2 separate regions of the Homo sapiens genome follow, and region 2 is linked to region 1. Evidence: chromatin loops called from intact Hi-C (ENCODE). Cell type or tissue: prostate gland. All regions are shown on one strand. Links, peaks and the distances in the headings refer to the core of each region. The heading gives the core; the rest is flanking DNA. Region 1 overlaps RNF144A (ring finger protein 144A). Region 2 overlaps RNF144A (ring finger protein 144A).

What was found. Hi-C counts contacts between places; a loop is a spot of excess contacts. Peaks named below come from ENCODE experiments on the same cell type or tissue, not always from the same donor. Only the 100,000 strongest peaks of a DNase experiment are listed, where the experiment ranks them.
Region 2: it touches region 1 in a loop (2.2-fold over the local background); 6 of 110 quality-filtered maps call a loop at or near these places.

What each region holds. Positions count from the first base shown.
Region 1 is chr2:7,026,871-7,035,935 of GRCh38, reverse strand. It overlaps RNF144A (ring finger protein 144A), which reads right to left. Exons shown (of 9, transcript NM_014746.6): 8 at 5,721-5,810. Among named protein-coding and RNA genes, the nearest start is that of GRASLND, 110 kb to the right of the region's middle. In prostate gland, for the core only: CTCF peaks have their summits at 1,458 (motif pointing right) and 4,072 (motif pointing right); a DNase peak (open chromatin) is centred at 3,955; H3K27ac peaks cover 1,701 bases.
Region 2 is chr2:6,972,801-6,981,865 of GRCh38, reverse strand. The region is part of intron 2 of RNF144A (ring finger protein 144A); the gene reads right to left. Among named protein-coding and RNA genes, the nearest start is that of GRASLND, 59 kb to the right of the region's middle. RefSeq lists an enhancer at 7,336-8,535. In prostate gland, for the core only: no CTCF peak of the experiment used is centred there; DNase peaks (open chromatin) are centred at 4,224 and 4,585; H3K27ac peaks cover 1,123 bases.

The DNA of each region.
Region 1 (9,065 bases), core at 518-8,517:
AAAAAATGTATCACTTGCGATGAAACAAACTGTACAATAACTTTATGCAACAAAGACAATTCTTCCTTTACAGCACTGTTTTCCGTTTGACAAGAGTGCCAGGTAAGATGCAAGTGGCATATAAAACCTCTGCTCCCGTAAAAAATAATGAAAGCAGCCTGCAATCTCAAAGAGACACGTTGGAATTCCCCCAAATCTCTTAGAATAATCTTACTGAGCTTCACATCTAAAGGAGGAAGAACTGGGGAGAAGGAACCTTTCAAAATGACCCTGAAAGTTGGGAATCACAGGACACTGAATTCAGGGCATGTTCTGAGTGCTCCTGAGGTTTGAGTGGAGCAAGCCCCTATGTGACAGAGAAATGTGTCCCCAGGGAGCCAATGAAACCTGACTTGGGCAAGAAGTTCTAACCCACAGCAGGGTCAGTGACAGAGGGTGGCCCAGCTGACCCATTTGTAGGACGGGAAAGCAATTTGGTGGGTCAAGATGAGGACTTTAGTAAACAGAGCAGAACAGAAAATGCAGGAGCACAGAGTGGGGAAGTTATGTCGATGTGGGTGTGCACAGGGATGTTTTATGGGTTACAAGGTACTACACTGGTACATGTCTCCCTGTGGGCTGCAGTCAAGTAAGATTCCAAAGACGCTGCTCAGCACGTGCTGTGGCCTGGGCTCTTTAGAGACACGTAACGGGAGAAGCAGGAGCTGGAGCAAAGCCTTAAAAATGGATGGGAGGGATATAGCTTGACAGGGAGAAGGAACAAAACAGGGCAAGAGAGAGACACAGGAGTGGAGAAGGCAGAACAGCAGGCCATCCTGAGCGGGCTCCTCTGAGGCCACAAGGCTGGCAGATTCTGCTTTGCAGAGATGAAGATGACAAGGGAGGCCAAATGTGGAGGACCAAGAGGCTCAGCAGAAGTCTTCAGGTTATGCCCCGTCTGAGCATTTTATTCTGCTGCTCTAAAACCTTCTCTGGCTCCCTAGTGCCATACAGACTTAAGTCTACAGCAAGACACCACACCCTCTCCAAGGCCAATCACGACTCTGCCCCTAACTTCCCATCAGCTGCACTCCCGAAGGCTCCCCAGCCGGCCCCAGAGTGTCCCATTCTGTGCCTCCGCTCACACTGTCCTCTCCTCCTTCAAAGCACTTTCTGCAACATCCAGTATTTAGGACTTTTATGGTCTGATTCAGGTGCCACTCATTTCATACTATTTTTCTTGAATATTCCAGCTTGTTGAATTATCAAGAAATAATTCTTGGCTTCTAATGTCTCACCCTGCCTTGCGATCTTATGAGTTTCCCACAGCCTGGCAGGTGCACGTGCCACAAAGGCACCTGGTGCTACCAGGTGTCCTTCACAGCACTGCACTTGGGAGCACGCTCAGTGCCGTAGCAGCCCGGAGGAAGGACAGGGCAGGGGAGATGCCGGAAGCCTGAAAACTAGGCAGGAGGTGGCAGAAGCGAGCTCTTTACACGGACTCATTTCCAAAAGGCAGACAGAGATGAGTCCGAGCAAAGCTGGGGCTCCTAAGGAGGGTGGGCGTCCACTCAAACGGCTGCACGCTGTCGCTTGCTACAGCTTGACACTCCTGGCTGCTCTGTTTCCCCAAACACTATCGCTCCAAGTCTCACCGCACTTTTGTGAACTTTTTTTTTTTTTTTGAGACAGAGTCTTGCTCTGTCGCCCAGGCTGGAGTGCAGTGGCACGATCTTGGATCACTGCAACTTCTGCCTTCAAAGAAAGGAAGAACTATTAGGTGTCATTAGAGAGGTGGTGTTACTCCTGTCCCTCCCTAGGAGAAACAAAAACAGTTCTTCCTGTCTTTGAATGGGGACGAACAAGCTCCAAGTCATCCACTTCCACCTTCTCCTCACCAGGAGCAGAACCAGAAAATAAAGCAGCTCTCATGGCTCCTGGGACGGGGACACAGCAACCCTTTGCTCCCTGCCCGGCCCCTGTGAAGTTCCCCACGTGTAGAAAGCCGCCGAAGGCACGAGGACCATTAGCCCTGTGGAGAGGGCTGCGAGTCAACACCCACGGCCAAACGGGTCATTCGCGATTTTGCCCGTGCACTACTTCCAAAGATAACTGTGCCCCAGGCACAGGACCAGTGCCAAAGAGGTTACAAAGATGAGCAAAACAGGTCCCTGCTCCCAAGAGCACTTTTCTGTATCCTAAGAGATAAGACCCAGATGAGCACTGGGCTATGACCAGAGTGGGGTGGGTCCACATGGGAGGGAGGGCTCTTCTTGGATGACAGTCACACACAAGAGACTTCACGGAGGAGGTCACACCTGGATTGGGCCACAGAGAAGGTTAGAATGTGGATGTGCAGAGCTGGGCAGGAACAGGAGAAGTAGAGGAAGAGAGTGATGAAGACCAAGCTGGCAGCAACGGCCAGGGCAAAGGAGAGAGGCAGGGAAAGCACGGGCGCTGCAGGCCAAAGTTCAGAGTGAGCCTGGAGGAGCAGGGAAGATGCGGCTGCCAAGACCCATGCTCAGGCTCTCCCAGGTTCCAAGACCAGTGGGCCTTTGGCAGCTCCAGGGCACGATGGCGTGAGGATATCTGACTGCCAGCCCCAGCTGAGGCCCAAGCCAGCAGCCAGATCAAGCACCAGAAGCATGGGGCACGGGCCTGCAGGGGCTCCTGCCCAGCTTCAGAGCTGCCCCGGCTGATGCCACGTGGGCCGCACATGGGCTGGCTTGGCTGAGCCCTGTTCACACCACAGATTCCAGAGCAAAATACATGTGAGGATGGTAAGCCTGAGTATGTGGGAGGCTTGGCACCCAGCAACAGCCAGCCAGAGTCCCTGTGGAAAGCACCTGCTCTCACCTGGAACTCACCTTCTCTACAGGGAAACTGCCAGAGTTGGGCAATGGTTTCCGAGTTCTCACCAAGCTCTGACTCAGTTTCTGCCAAGGTGCACACAACAGCATCCACTCACACGGTGGCTGTGCAAATGCCGGGTCCCCCGAGTCAGCACCCAGTCACCCCCTACCTACAGCCCAGGGAAAACCAAGTACAGAAGAGGAATGCAGCCTCCTGGCAGTTTCTATGCTGCGTGGGGAGGGGGGTGTAGGTGTTGTTATGGGTTGAATCCTGTCCTCACAAAACAATATATTGAAGTTCTAGCCCCCTAGTATCTCAGAATGTGACCTTCTTTGGAAACAGGGTCTCTGTAGATGCAATCAAGTTACCATGAGGTGATTAGCGTGGGCCTCGATCCCATACCACTGATGTCCTGATAGAAAGGGGGGATTTGGACAATGATGGAAGACGAGGTGGAGACGCACAGGGAAGAGGCAGCCGGAGGAAGACGGAGGATTGCAGTGACGCATCGATCTGTCCAGGAATGCCGCAGATGGCTGGCGAACCACAGAAGCTGGACAAGGCCGGAGGGACTCTCCTACAGGTTTCAGAGCAGGCAGGGCCCTGCTGACACCTCGATTTCAGAATTCTGAGCTCCAGGACTGAGCCAATACATTTCTGCTGTTCTGAGCCACCCAGTCTGCAGCGCTTTGTCACAGCAGCCAGAGCAGAGCTGCAAGGGGCGCGGATTCGAGCAGAGCTGCAAGGGGCGCGGATTCCAGCAGAGCTGCAAGGGGCGCGGATTCCAGCAGAGCTGCAAGGGGCGCGGATTCCAGCAGAGCTGCAAGGGGCGCGGATTCCAGCAGAGCTGCAAGGGGCGCGGATTCCAGCAGAGCTGCAAGGGGCGCGGATTCCAGCAGAGCTGCAAGGGGCGTGGATTCAAGCCGTGCCGGGCCACGTGCAAAGAGAACAGTCAGAGGAGCTCAAACCAACTCTCTAGACCAGAGGGCAGTACGCCATGGCCCGGGGGCCAAATCTGCCTTCATCATCTGTTCTGTTTTGTTTATCCATACAGCTTTATTGGGACATAATTCCTGTGCCACGCAATTCAGATCAAGTACACACATTCAATGGTTTCCAGTGTGTTCACAGAGTTACGCAACCATCACCACAGTCACTTCCACCTGCCTGTGTAAACAGTTTCACTGGAACACGGCCAAGGTAACTCACTGACGTACCGTTGGCAGCTTCTGTGCCGCCAGGTGGAGTTGACAGGTGCAGCAGAGGCCTACGGCCTGCGAGGCCAAGAATGCTCAGCATCTGCTCTCTGATGGGAGGCGTGTCTTATCGCCTGCTGTGGACGCCCACAGGCTCTGCCACGTGGTCGGCATTTAAGATTGTCCAGGAAGTGCAGCTGTAGGTGGACCTTTCCCTCGTCCTGGCAACTGCCTTGAGACTGAGTTTCTCCATCTTTTAGATGAGGCTGACACATGTGCCTCAGAGGCTCTCCTGAAGGAGTCACAGACTTGAGCCCTTCACGCCTCTCGAGGAGCAGGCAGGGAGCAGCAGCCAATGTGCCTCCTGCCACTAATCCCTCAGCAGCTTCCCACTCACCCAGCACAAGATCCAGGGTTGCTCTGTGGACTGCCAGGCCCTAAAAGGGTCTGTCCCTGCCATCATCTCTGACCATCTCCCCATCACGTCACCTCTAGCTGATTTATTAGGTTCTGTGTCCTTGCTGCTTTATCATCTCTGTCCCTAAACAGAACGTAGTTCCGTAGAAGGACACATCTGTCTCACGCACCACTGTATCTCCAGCTCCTACAGCAGTACCCAGCACACGGTAGGCTATAAATATGTGTTGAAAGCACAAGTTAATATTAACCAACACGAGGGTCCTTTATCAACTCCAAAGACTGCACAGGCATTAACACCTAGGGCCAGGGTCCCCAACACCTGGGCCATGGACGGGTAGCGGTCTGTAGCCTGTTAGGAACCAGGGTGCACGGCAGGAGTGAGTGGTGGGGGTGGGGGAAGCAAACGAGCAAACCTTCATCTGTATTTACAGCTGCTCCCCATTGCTCACGTTACCGCCTGAGCCCCACCTCCTGTCAGATCAGCAGCGACATTAGACTCTCGTAGGAGCACGAACCCTGTTGTGAACTGCGCATGCGAGGGATCTGGGTTGCAGCCTCCTTATATGAGAATCTAAATGCCTGATGATCTATCACAGTCTCCCATCACCCTCAGATGGGACCATCTAGTTGCAGGAAAACAAGCTCAGGGCTCCCACTGATTCTACATGATAGTGAGTTGTACAACTATTTCACTATATATTACAATGTAATCATGACATAAAGTGCACAATAAATGCAATATGCTGAATCATCCCAAATCCATCCCCCTGCCCAGTCTGTGGAAAAACTGCCTTCCACGAAGTGAGTCCCTGGTGCCAAAAAGGTTGGGGACCACTGACCTCGGAATTTTTCCACTCCTTCCTTGTTATCCATTCCTGTTACTACCTTGCTTATCTCAGGGCCTCAAGAGAAAGCTCTTTGTTAAGGGCTAGGCAAGGATTACCTAAACACGGTCAGCAGGTCATGACCAAGGCCATGAGTCCCGTGCAAGTGATCTGAAGTCTGATGCTGAAGACCCATCAGACAATGAATGTGATGCGCGTTGACATTAACTTTGGGCCAGGGCTTCCATAAGGATAAGCCTATACCAGCAAAAACCAGCAGGAAGCACATCTACTAGCTCTTTCTATCCAGGAGATCTTCGTCCTTTAGGCAAGTCTGGAAACACTAAAGATATACATACACACACACACACACACACACACACACACACACACACACACACACACAGTCTCTCTCTGAGATCAACCTTCCAGGCAAATCACCTCCTACCTGTGTCCGATGCCAGATCACAGATGCCCGGGAGTGGCCCAGCTTGTTCCGGCAGGGTCCCTTATCGTAGTGTATCAGAAGGAAATCATCCTGTGAGGGGCAGAGACAGAGACGGCATGAACGAGTGGTTCCTGCTCAGTTCGGTGAGTATCACAGCCATTGATGCATTTCTTCTCCTATGCTCATGATAAGTGGAGACATGAGGGAGGTGACACAGGGAAGGGCACGCATCCGGGAACACCTGGCCACAGCCACTGGAGGCCCAGGCCGCTCCTCCCCAGGGCCTCCCTTCATCACCTAGCAGCCCTGGACAGCACAGCCTCGGGCTCTAGAGGGAGCTTTGGACCAGACTTCAGGCCCAGCCCAAAGAAGGACCTCCCCTGCACAGTGGCTGGCTTCTGAGCTTGTGGGAAAGAAGGGATCTCATGGGGACAAAGGGCTACTGAACACGCAGGTCACTGCTGCTCCAAAGAGCTCCTGCTGGCTCCGGCTGTGTGTGACTCCACCAGAGTCCCTCTGCCCTGGCATCTTCCTGGTGCAGTGACAGGGCTATTCCTGGGATTGGATGATTTTCTTTGTTGCTGATCCATCCCCCTCCATCAGGTCGGGCTTCTCACCTAGAAAGCGCTTCCTCTCCACTCAGGCCACTTGATTTTCCTCATGATTCAAGATCCAGCCCGGGGAGCACTTTCTGTCTGCATCTTCTCAGACCATCCTGAGTGGGCAGCAGTTCTCTGCACTCCAGGAACACCTGTGGACGCCTCCCTCCAGGCGTTCTCCACCCCACCTCCATTTCCTGGAGCTGGGACCCTCACACATGTTGGTCTCTCTAAGTGTGTTCCCCAGCTCAGTGCTTGGCACCCAGATCTCAATGACTACCCACTGGCGTGAGGGGAATGGCATTTCTATACCGAGCCCTCTATGCCTCCAGGACCAGGAGGCACCGTTTTCAATCCTGATCAATGAAGGAAATGACGAGGCACATGGTGCCACGGAGGGGCAAGCCTGTTGATTCATTTAAAGGAGGCTGTAAACAGACAGCTGCTTTTTCAGAAAAGAACAAACAAACACAGGGCCCAATGCGCCTGAGGAAACAGGAAGTCACTCTTCCGAAAACCAGGAGGAGCAGGTCAGGGGTCATGGCCTTCTGTTCCTTTCAATCAACTCTGGTAAGACAGTTTGGGGGCTGCAGCCGGACTTCCTCTCCTTGTGGGGAGGACACCAGCCTTGAGTTTCCTGATTTTTGGGGTCAAGCCTCCTGGTGTCTGAATGCACAGTGAATGGAGGGCCATCAAATCCTGGCTGTTACAGGTGCAGTAGCAAGAGGCTTTGGCTGGGGGCTGGGGTCCCAGCTACCACTGTCTGCCTCGCTTCTGTGCCCAGATGCCCCATCTGTGAGAGGAAAGGGAGGAGCAGGCAAACACAAAGCCACTTCTGGCCACACCTTTCTCTTCTACAAAGCTATTTCTGTCCACTTCCATCACTGTGAGCTCTCTCCTCCTTGAACTCTTAACCAAAATTTCCTTTGCGCTGACATTAATTTACACACCACTGAGAAGAGCTCATTCTCCATTTGTATGTCTCCATTTTCCAGACTGCCTCTCACAATGTCTTGCACTGCAGGCTCTTTAAACGTTTTTGAATTTGTTTTCTGAAACGCAAACCAAATCCTGTGTACTACCCAGTTGAGAAGTGGTTACTGACCTCTGCGAGCAGACATGGACAAGCCTGGCTGCACATCCGAGCCACCTGGACAGCTTTTGGAAGCTGAAGATACTGACTCCGAGGTCTGAGGCAGGGCCCAGTCCTCAGGCTCCCTAAGTGATTCTGATCCATCCTATCCTTGGGAAGCACAGGCCTCTGCTGGGGGCCAGGCCCCTGATCTGGTACACAGGGGCCGTCGTCTGGGCCTCACCTTGTCTTTCCAGCATCTCTGGCCAGGCCACGTATGAGTTCACATCCTCTTTCATCGTGCCCAGGTCTTTGGTAGTAACCTGGCTCAGCACATTCTGTCCTCTCTGGTGAACAAACTCACTCAGCCTTCAAGTCCTCAGCTACCCACTGGCCCCCAGAGCCAGTAACCTCCTGACTCCTCCTTGGGGCCGCCAGGGACTTTACACCCTTAGCCATGCAGCCTCCTTCATAGCAATGTGTCCGGATCGTGCCTTATGGGGCTCGTCAGGGAGATGACAAGCTCCTCAAGGTCAAGAACTTCACCCTCCCACCCCGCCCCCCACCCTCATCTCACCAGACCCGCATGGGGTCCAACGGAGCGGAGTGGCTGACACACAGCCAGATTTCATGTACAAAATTAATGTTTATTTAAAAAGCACTTTTCTTATCCCCTGATAAAAGCACTCAAATATGGTTTCACAATATAGAAATGATTGACTTATGATTTTTAGTTTATTGATGATGCCCTGAGGCATAACAATCCCAGGAGCTGCAGGAACACAGATCTATTTCTGTGATAGGGAATACTTTCCTCCTATTGTTCAGAAAAGTTCCATTGAACTCCGGGGTGGGATGAAACAATGGTGCAAGCTCCGGGAAGCCGCAATCAGGGAGAGGGCTGGTGAAAGAGCCAATGCCCCAGGGCAATTCTAGCACCTTCAGCTTTAAAATGTCCACTGGAACTCTGCCTTGACACAGCCTGATCTAACACAAAGATGTGGTTTTTAGAGTTTGACAGATCAGGGACTGATGGCTGATTCCCTTCCTCACTAGTTTGAGAAAGATAAACCTCTCTGGCCTTCCTCATTCCAACTCACAGAAATACTGTGCGTTAAGGGAAGCAGGTATCCAGAGCAAACTGTATAATGCTGATCTGGAACAATTACCTCGATAAACATTAACTATCTACTGCCAAAAAATACGTAAAAGAAAGAAACTGCACATGTCCCTTTTTACAGTAAATAGCAAATGTTGGGCCAGCACTGATAGCTGAGAAGCAGTGAGGATTCAAGGGGAGATGCGCTTGGCCAGGTGCAGATGAGGAGAGGGAAGCAGGGGAGGAGAGGCAGTAAGGACCACGATGGGGAGGAGGCGGTCTGAAATATTCATAACTCCTGGATGTCTGCATGTGCCAGAAAGCACGCTTGGGGGAAACAGGAGAGAAAAGCTCCGTGGCAAGCCCTCCTCTCTCCTCTGAGTGCTCTTGGCTGGATTCAGGCCGTGCATTTATGTGCTTGTCGTAAATCACTGTTAATGTCTTTGGTAAAGGGCTCCAACAGTAGACTCCCTCTCCTTCACATCCGCTTCCTCTGGCCACAGGGTCATTTTTCTTCATGTACAAAGAAAACACAGGAAACTCTGCACGGCCATGAGGATGATGTCTCTGATGGA
Region 2 (9,065 bases), core at 547-8,546, 54 kb after region 1:
CTACCTGTGGGCCGGTAGTATCTTTATAGCAGTGTGAAAACAGACTAATACAGAAAATTGGTACCAGGAGTGGCATACTGCTATGAAGATAACCTGGAAATGTGGAAGCAACTTTAGAACTGGGTAACAGGCAGAGTTGGAACAGATTGGAGGGCTCAGAGTAAGACAGGAAGATGTGGGAAAGTTTGGAACTTCCTAGAGACTTGTTGAATGGTTTTGACCAACATGCTGACAGTCGTATCGACAATGAAGTTCAGGCTGAGGTGGTCTCAGATGGAGATGAGGAACCTAATGGGAACTGGAGCAAAGGTCACTCTCACTATGCTTTAGTAAAGAGACTGGTGGCATTTTCCCCCTGCCCTAGAGATCTGTGGAACTTTGAAATTGAGAGAGATAATTTAAGGTATCTGGCAGAGGAAATTTCTAAGCAGCAAAGCATCGAGATGCGACCTGGCTTTTCCTGAAAGCACACAGTTACATGCATTCACAAAGAGACGATATGAAATTGAAACTTATGTTTTAAAAAAAAAAGCAGAGATAAAAGTTTAGAAAATTTGCAGCCTGACCATGTAGTAAAAAAGAAAAAACCCATTTTCTGGGGAGAAATTCAAGCCCGCTGCAGAAATTTGCATAAATAACAAGAAGCCGAATGTTAATCAGTAAGACAATGGGGGAAAATGTCTCCAGGGCATTTCAGAGATCTTCAAGGCAACTCCTCCCATCACAGGCCTGGAGGTGTAGAAGGAAAAAATGGTTTTGTGGGCCAGGGCCAGGCCCAGGCCTCAGCTGCTCTGTGCAGCCTTGGGACATGGCACCCTGGGTTCCAGCTGCTACAGCTGTAGCTAAAAGAGGCCAAGGTACAGCTCAGGCCATTGCTTCAGAGGGTGCAAGCCCTAAGCCTTGGCACCTTCCACGTGGTATTGGGCCTGTGGGTGCGCATAAGGCAAGAGTTAAGCTTAGGAAGCCTCCACCTCGATTTCAGAGGATGTATGGAATTGCTTGAATGTCCAGGCAGAAGTCTGCTGCAGGCCAGAGCCTTCATGGAGAACCTTCATGGGCAGTGTGGAAGGGAAAGGTGGGATTAGAGCCCCCACACTGAGTCCCCACTGGGGCACTGCCTAGTGGAGCTGTGAGAAGAGGGCCACTGTCCTGCAGACCACAGAAAGGTAGATCCACCAACAGCTTGCACTGGGCACCTGAAAAAGCTGCAGGCGCTCAATGCCAGCCTATGAAAGCAGCTGCAGCGGCTGTACCCTACAGAGCCACAGAGGCAGAGCTGCCCAAGGCCGTGAGAGCCTACCCCTTGCATCACCATGCCCAGGATTTGAGACATGGAATCAAAAGTGATTTTGGAGCTTTAAGATGTAATGACTGCCTGGCCAGATTTCAGACTGGCATGGGGCCTCTGGCCCCCTTGTTTTGGCCAAGTTCTCCCATTTGAAATGGGAATATTTTCTCAATGCCTGTACCCCCAGTATATCTTAGAAGTAACTAACTGGCTTGTGATTTTACAGGCTCTTCGGTGGAAGGGACTTGTCTTGTCTCAGATGAGACTATGGACTTGGACTTTTGGGTTAATGCTGGAATGAGTTAAGACTCTGGGGGGCTGTTGGAGAGCATGATTGGTTTTGAAATGTGGAAAGGACACGATATCTGGGAGACGCTGGGGTGGAATTACATGGGTTAGCTCTGCATCCCCACCCAAATCCTCATGTCAAATTGTAATCTTCACATGTTGAGGGACAACAGACCCAGTAGGAGGTGACTGGATCATGGGGGCAGTTTCCCCCAGGCTGTTCTCATGATATTGAGATGTTCTCATGAGATCTGATGGTTTAAAAGTGGCAGTTTCTCTTGCATGTGCTCTCTCTCCTGCCGCCTTGTGAAGAAGGTGCCTGCTTCCCCTTCACCTTCAGCCATAATTGTGAGTTTCCTGAGGCCTCCCCAGCCATGCAGAATTGATTCAATTAAACCTCTTTTGTTGATGGATTACTCAGTCTCAGGTAGTATCATTACAGCAGTGTGAAAATGAACTAATACATTAACTCAATTATCTTCATGTAACAGATTAAGAACTGAGGTTTAAGAGGGATGCACAATTTGCCCAAAGTCCCTGGGTAATAAGTGGCAAATTCAGAACTTAAACCTAAGTCTCTCAACTTATGAACCCCACATTCTTTTCATGTACACATCACCCTGGAGGCTTCTGTGGAGCCTGGAAGGCTCATTCATAAACAATAACTTCTGGTCCCCCACCAAAGATGTAATTGCTAATCTGATTGTTTCACCTTTCGAAATACTAAAGAGGCCACCCTCAGGAAAAAAAAAAAAGCTAATGATTTCTTTTAACTTTTCACACCTGAGAAGAATGTCTGTTTCATCACAGAGTCTTCTAGGTATTAAACAGGTCTTTGGTTTAACAATGGCAATGACAGACCATTTAGTTGGCTAGGATGCAGAGATAAATCCAGTGCTCAACTTCCCCAATCATAATCACACAGAAGGCACCTCTGCCTCCCTCACAGCCAGTGCTGGAGACTGCCTGTCCTAATAACCAGGAAAAAAAATATCTCATCTCATCTGCATCTCCCACCCTCCCTGTGAGGAAGTCCACGTGATCCCTACAGCCTTGGCCAAGACTGAAGACCACAGGCTCAGGGTCAACCCACAGCAGCGCCTCCCACTCATTCAGAAGAGACATCTCTGTCCAACATCCCTCAGATCCACAAGGCTGAGCCCCTATCCCAGCCCCTCGCCCACTATTCTAGAACTTAGACTCCAATAGGCACTCAGGAAACACACAAGGCTGCTCCTGTCTCTCTACTTTCTGACCCTGGCTGCAGAGACCACCAAGTGCAGATGAGCTCATGAGACAGAGAGGCAGCCCAGAAGTTGGGCAGAGATACGTGGACCCTTCATGCCACCCTTTCTTCTGGATGCCAATCCTCACCCATCCAGTGCTCCATCCCTTTGCTGGACAACAATGGGAAACTCTGTTAGCTATAAAAACAAACCACAGAACTTACTCAGTTCTGACATGGTGGTGATGATCCCCACAGGTGCAGAAAGAGAGCTCTCTTCTAAAGAGAATATTCACAAAGAGAGAAGGAAAGCCTCCAAACAGACAGGGTCCAGGCTCAGACTGCAGAACCAGCCTACTTGTTTCCTGAGCATTCAGCTTGGTTCTGAGTCCAACCTCGAGGGACTTGAACATGATCACATAAACTGATGCAACCTTTCCTGGAAGGAAACAGAGATGTCAACTTCAAATTATTCCCAAGAAAACCCCGGCAACCTGGGAAGAGTCTTCAAGGCGGGGAACGTTCCTGCTGGGAATACCCACAATAACACAAGTCTGTGTGGAGTAATTATTCCCAGCCCCACGTTCGAACTTGGGTTTTTACCCCTGGAACCTTTATAAGGTGTCCCTGAGCTTGGAGGCACCAGTCACAAAGAAAAGACATGGGCTGTCTAGAAGTCTGTTCCCAGGAAGGATCTTGTTGAAATGATAATGGGCCTAATGGGACTATGTGCTGTTAAGAGAGTACAAGTCCTTGGTCACTTGAGCATCATTAATATAGAATTACAGCACCAAAAACAATAGAACCCACCATATCCAACCATGTTTTCCACATTCACAGGCCATCATAGGCCTCTGACACATAAAGTCCTGTTAGGAGCTTCCTGTCATTCCAGAAAGAAGTCCACGTCCTCCAGAGCTATGCAGGACCACAGACACCTTTACCTCACGAGGGTGCCCACACCTCCTCTCCTCTCCTGGTCTACTAGCCCCTGTTGAGGATGAGGAGTGAGGCTGTGATGCAGTTCTATGGGTTCCCCAAGCTGACCACATACCCACCAAGGACACTATTTCACAAGACGTCTCCCAGATGGAAACTTCCAGTGACTCCAGGGTGATGTATCTTAAAGGCAAACTCCCCAACAGCTCCCCCCGACACTCACTACCATCTATGCTTTCATTTTCTCCTTAAAACAATAGGCTTAATACTGTCTACTGTGTAACTTATTTCTCTCCTTTATGTTCTTTTTGTCTCTCCAGAATAGACACCCCAATGAGGGCAGTAGTTTTTATTTGCTGGGTTCACTATTCTATCCCAAGAATTTATAACAGTGCAAGCATAGAGGAAGTGCTCCATAAAAAATTGGTCAGTAAAGTTTAATGGACACTCTAAAGCTCGCTGCCTGGGAGAAAGCTCCTGTAACAGCAATAAAAGGTTTACCGCTTCTCCTGCACCAGAAGTTTCCCAGTAACAGAGATCATTTTATGCCCATATAATATCAACTATTTGGTATAATGTACTACACGTAGAAAGTAAATATTTACTGAGTAGTGACTCAATAACCGCTAGTAATGAGGTGCGATCCTCTCTGCAGTGAAATTAAAATGTGCATTAAACACTGAATACTGATGCTCAGTGTTGATTTGATCCCAATGAATTGATGTTACGATGTTCAAAAGAACCATGTCCAGTTGTCTGTGCTTTCGTGTCATTAACTCAAAAGGCATACGCAACTTTCCCTTCCTGGGAACAAGGAGGCCTGGCTTCCAGCCCTGGGCCTGCCTCCTGCCAGCCCTGGGATCTTGGCACATCTCCTAAGCTCTCTGCATCCTGCTTTACTCATGTGGAGAACGACAGGGCTTATTTTCCACCTATAAAATCAACTGAACATTTAAAAAATTGTAATAACTTGGTTATAGTCTTAGAGAAAGCAATAAACATGGCTAATGGTAACATACAATGAACTAACACTTTTGAGAGGCAATGCGTAATATTTATCAAGGAACTTAAATTTTTTTAATCCTTTGATCAAGAAGCCCAATTTCTGGGAATTTCATCCATTGAACAAATAATTGCAGGCATGAAAATGTGGATTACAGCATTGTCTGTAATATTAAAAAGCTGCAAGTGCATGAATATAATATTTTCAAAGGCGTATCAGACCAGTTTTTTTAAAAAAAGAAGAATATGTATTATAGAATGACATTTTGCAGGATTAACCAATAGCCTTTTGGTATAATTTTGGTAGGTGAAAAGTAAGCATAAACCCCATCTGTTCATTATGATGGTACAACAGACAAAGGAAAGGGTAGTACATACTCACACAAAATCATTTCTTATGAGAGTGAGGAGTAACTGTTTTTCTTTGTGCAATATTCATATTATATATAAAGTTTATATATGAAATGTATATATAATAAATTTATATATATGAAATGTATATATGACATATATCATTATATATGAAATTTATATAGTTTTATATATATGAAATTCATATATATATAAATTTCAAAACCTTCTGCAAACCAAAGAAAGTTACAATAAATAACAAAACGAAAAACATTGCAAAATGTATCCCAAAGAGTTATTCTCCTTAATACATACATAACTTTATAAATTGAGAAGTAAAAGAGCAACAATTGAATAAAAAACGATCAAGGAACGAGATAAAATTCACAGGAAAAGAAAAACGGCCCTCAAACAAACACAATTATAAGAAGAGAAATTCACTCTTACTATATCAAGATGCCATTCCCCAACTATCAAGTTGGCAAAAATTCAAATATTTCGCAAACCCTGTGGGGGAGGCTGTAGGTCAACCATTACTCACACACCTTACTGGCTGGAGTTCAAAATGATATAACACATGAAATGGGGAAAATGTCAATATATCTACCAAAGATTTACTACATGTACCCACTGACCTAGTAATCCCACTTCCAGTCATGTGCCCAGTGGAGGAAGTTAGTCACTGGGGTCTTGTTTGTAATACCAGAAGACTGGGAATAACTCAAGTAGCAGGCTGTGGACTAAACCATGGAAGGTCTGCACAATGGAATACTGTGCCGCTGAAGAAAGGATGAAAAAGCCTTCTATCCATTCAAATGGAAAGATCTGCAAAATGTGTTAAGTGAAAACAGCAAAGCATAGAACAGCATATATCCTACGATAAACTTTGTGTACTTATTTGTATTCACATAAACACTGCATGGATATCCAAGATTCTTTCATTTTTTGAGACAGGGTCTCGCTCTGTCACCCAGGCTAGAGTGCTGTGGTGCAATCTTGGCTCACTGCAGCACTGTCCTCCTGGGCTCAGGTGATCCTCCCACCTCAGCCTCCCAAGTAGCTGGGACCACAGGCCTGTGCCACAACCACACCTGACTAATTTTTGCATTTTTTGCAGAGATGGGCTTTCAACTTGTTGCCCAGGCTGGTCTTAAACTCCTGATCTCAAGCAATGTGCCTGCCTCAGCCTCCCAAAGTCCTGGGATTACAGACATCAGCCACTGCATCTGGCCGAATATCCAAGATTTTCATTGAAGGAGTTACTTAACATGGCGAGGAGGGCTGGGCAGTGGAGAGAATGAGCAGGCACAGGTGGCAGTTGGATTCTCAATATATACCTTTAAAGAAGTTTGAGTGTGAATCACAGGCTGAAAGGGTTTGGTTCTGTGTCCCCCACCCAAATCTCATCTTGTAGCTCCCATAATTCTCACATGTTGTGGGAAGGACCCGGTGGGAAGCATGGGGGTAGGTCTTTCCCGTGCTGTTCTTGTGATAGTGAATGGGTCTCACGACATCTGATGGTTTTACAAACGGGAATTTCCCTGCACAAGTTCTCTTCTGTTGTCTGCCACCATGTGAGATGTGCCTTTCGTAGTCCTCTGTCATGATTGTGAGGCCTCCCCAGGCACATGGAAATGTCAGTCCAATTAAACCTATCTTTTGTAAGTTTCTCAGTCTTGGGTATGTCTTTATTAGCAGCATGAAAATGGACTAATACACATGAATATTTAAAAATCACAAAGATTTTAATAAAAATAAAAGCCATTATAATTATTCAGAATAAAAAGATGGTCTCTTAACTTCTTTTCCGGTTATAACCAAGCAATCATGCCTACTCATTCTATACATCTATTTGGCTACTCAAAGAAGGTTAGGAAATGTATTTTAGTATTGTATAAATTACCAAAAAAATTCCAAATAATATTTTAATTAATTTTTTGTCTCTGAGCTAACTCGGAGTTCCAAAAATGTCAGCATATGTCAGCTCCCCTACATGTCTCTTCTTAATTTAAAACCTGAAATGTATTTTATTGTCAAAAAATGCAACACCCTTGATGCACCTGCCTGTCAAGAGCTAAGAGTTAAACAAGGTTGGTCAGCTCACGGCAATGTGAATGTAAGACTTACTTTCACAATAATTAAGTAAAGTCTGACTTACTTTCACAGTGCCAGCCTTTCAGGGAGGCTTGTCTTTTTCCCATAAGAAAAAAAAAAAGCAGTGTTAATTCAAACAAGAATTATGCACTAATAATAGCTAACATGTTTTAAGATCTTACTAGGTGCACCAACTTATAAGCCACTTAATCTTACAATAGCTTAGTGAGGTAGTATTATTATCTCCCATTTGGTACAAGGAGACTGGGGCACACCAAGGTTAAGAAGCTTGTTGAATATCACACCACCACGGACACGGCAACGGCAGATGGATCTCGGCAGTCTGCAACCAGCCCCATGCTCTGAACCACAATGCTGTATTTAATTATTTTCTGAAAACTAGAATGCATGTGGCACGATGGTCATAAGGCAGCCATAATCTTGACAATGTGCAGAATCATGCTACAACTGCCATTCTCCTTTCTTGAGAAATCAATACTATTCAGCACTCCTGGAGAGCAGGTAAGTCTGTAACTTCCACCCTCCCACTTTACAGGCTGCGAACTAGGTGGGGCTGGTAAATGACGAATCTAAGATGAATTAATGAGCATGAGCCATAGCCTAAAAATCTAGATCCTCCAGAAGTCTCACTTACTCTTAATTTCCACATCTTTCCTTCTGTGGTGAACAATGTGCTATCCTGAAGTCCAGTAACAGTGTGGACCAGAGACTGGCAAAGTCTTCCTGCTAAGAGCAAGATGGAAAATATTTCAGGCTTTGTGGATCATGGGGTCTCTGTAGAAAAGACCTCTCTGATGCTGGAGCACGAAGCAGCCAGAGACGGCACGTAAGCCAACGGGCATGGCCGTGTGCCCGTGAAGCCTTATTTATGAAAACAGGCAGCAGGCTGGATTTGGCCCATGGACCATATGCTGACCCCTATGGTGGGTACTGATGATTTTCTAGGGGTGGTGAAAATCCGTATCACCATTCCAATCTTCTCCTTTCTCTAGTAAATATTGGAACAAAGTTAATTTTCCTAAAATTCCATTTCCACTCAAAAGACTTAGGCCTGATGTGAAGCCCTTTCCCAACCTCATCCTCACTGGCCTATCTTCCTGCAGCCAGTGTGCACCGTGCTGCCAGGCTGGCCTTCTGCAGAGATGCCCGCCCTGTACTGTGAAGTGACCAGGAGGACCTGCTACCCGGGCCACCTTCCATCAGCATTTAATCTGCGTGTTTGATGGCAATACGAGGGCCTTACATGCCGATATACACAGGAGAAATGGAGGCAGTACAATAAAATTAACCCAACTATCTGTGGTTAAACAGTTAATGACAATTTTAGGATAAGCACCTAAGTCTCTTTATCCAAAGATCCTAAGACACCACGTGAGTCTAATATTAGACACAACATCCTATACTGAAAAGTGTGCATCTTCTGGGATCAGAAGCCACTGAGTTTGAACCCCAGCTCGGACACTCAACCACGTAGGCAAATCGCCAACACTTAACACTAGCTCCAGTTACTAAGGCACCATCTGAACCTGCATTAGTTGTATATTGCCTCATTTAATCCCTTCAGTAAACTGTGAAGCAGGCATATTCATCCCCATTTCATAGATAAGAAAATAGAGGCTTTAAAGTTCCCCAACTTGTCCAACGTCACAAAGTTAGTAAATGTCAAGAGCCTAGCTTCAAACAGAGTCAACCTGGCTCCAGAATCCTACTCTTCAAACCATAAACGTGACCATCTCTTGGGCTTCACTGGTGCTGGTGTCTACCATTATTATAACTATTACCCCCACTGTTAGAGGGCATGCACCTTTCTAGCAAAGAATTAAACTCTTCCCTGCGGATCTTCTGCTTTGCCAGATG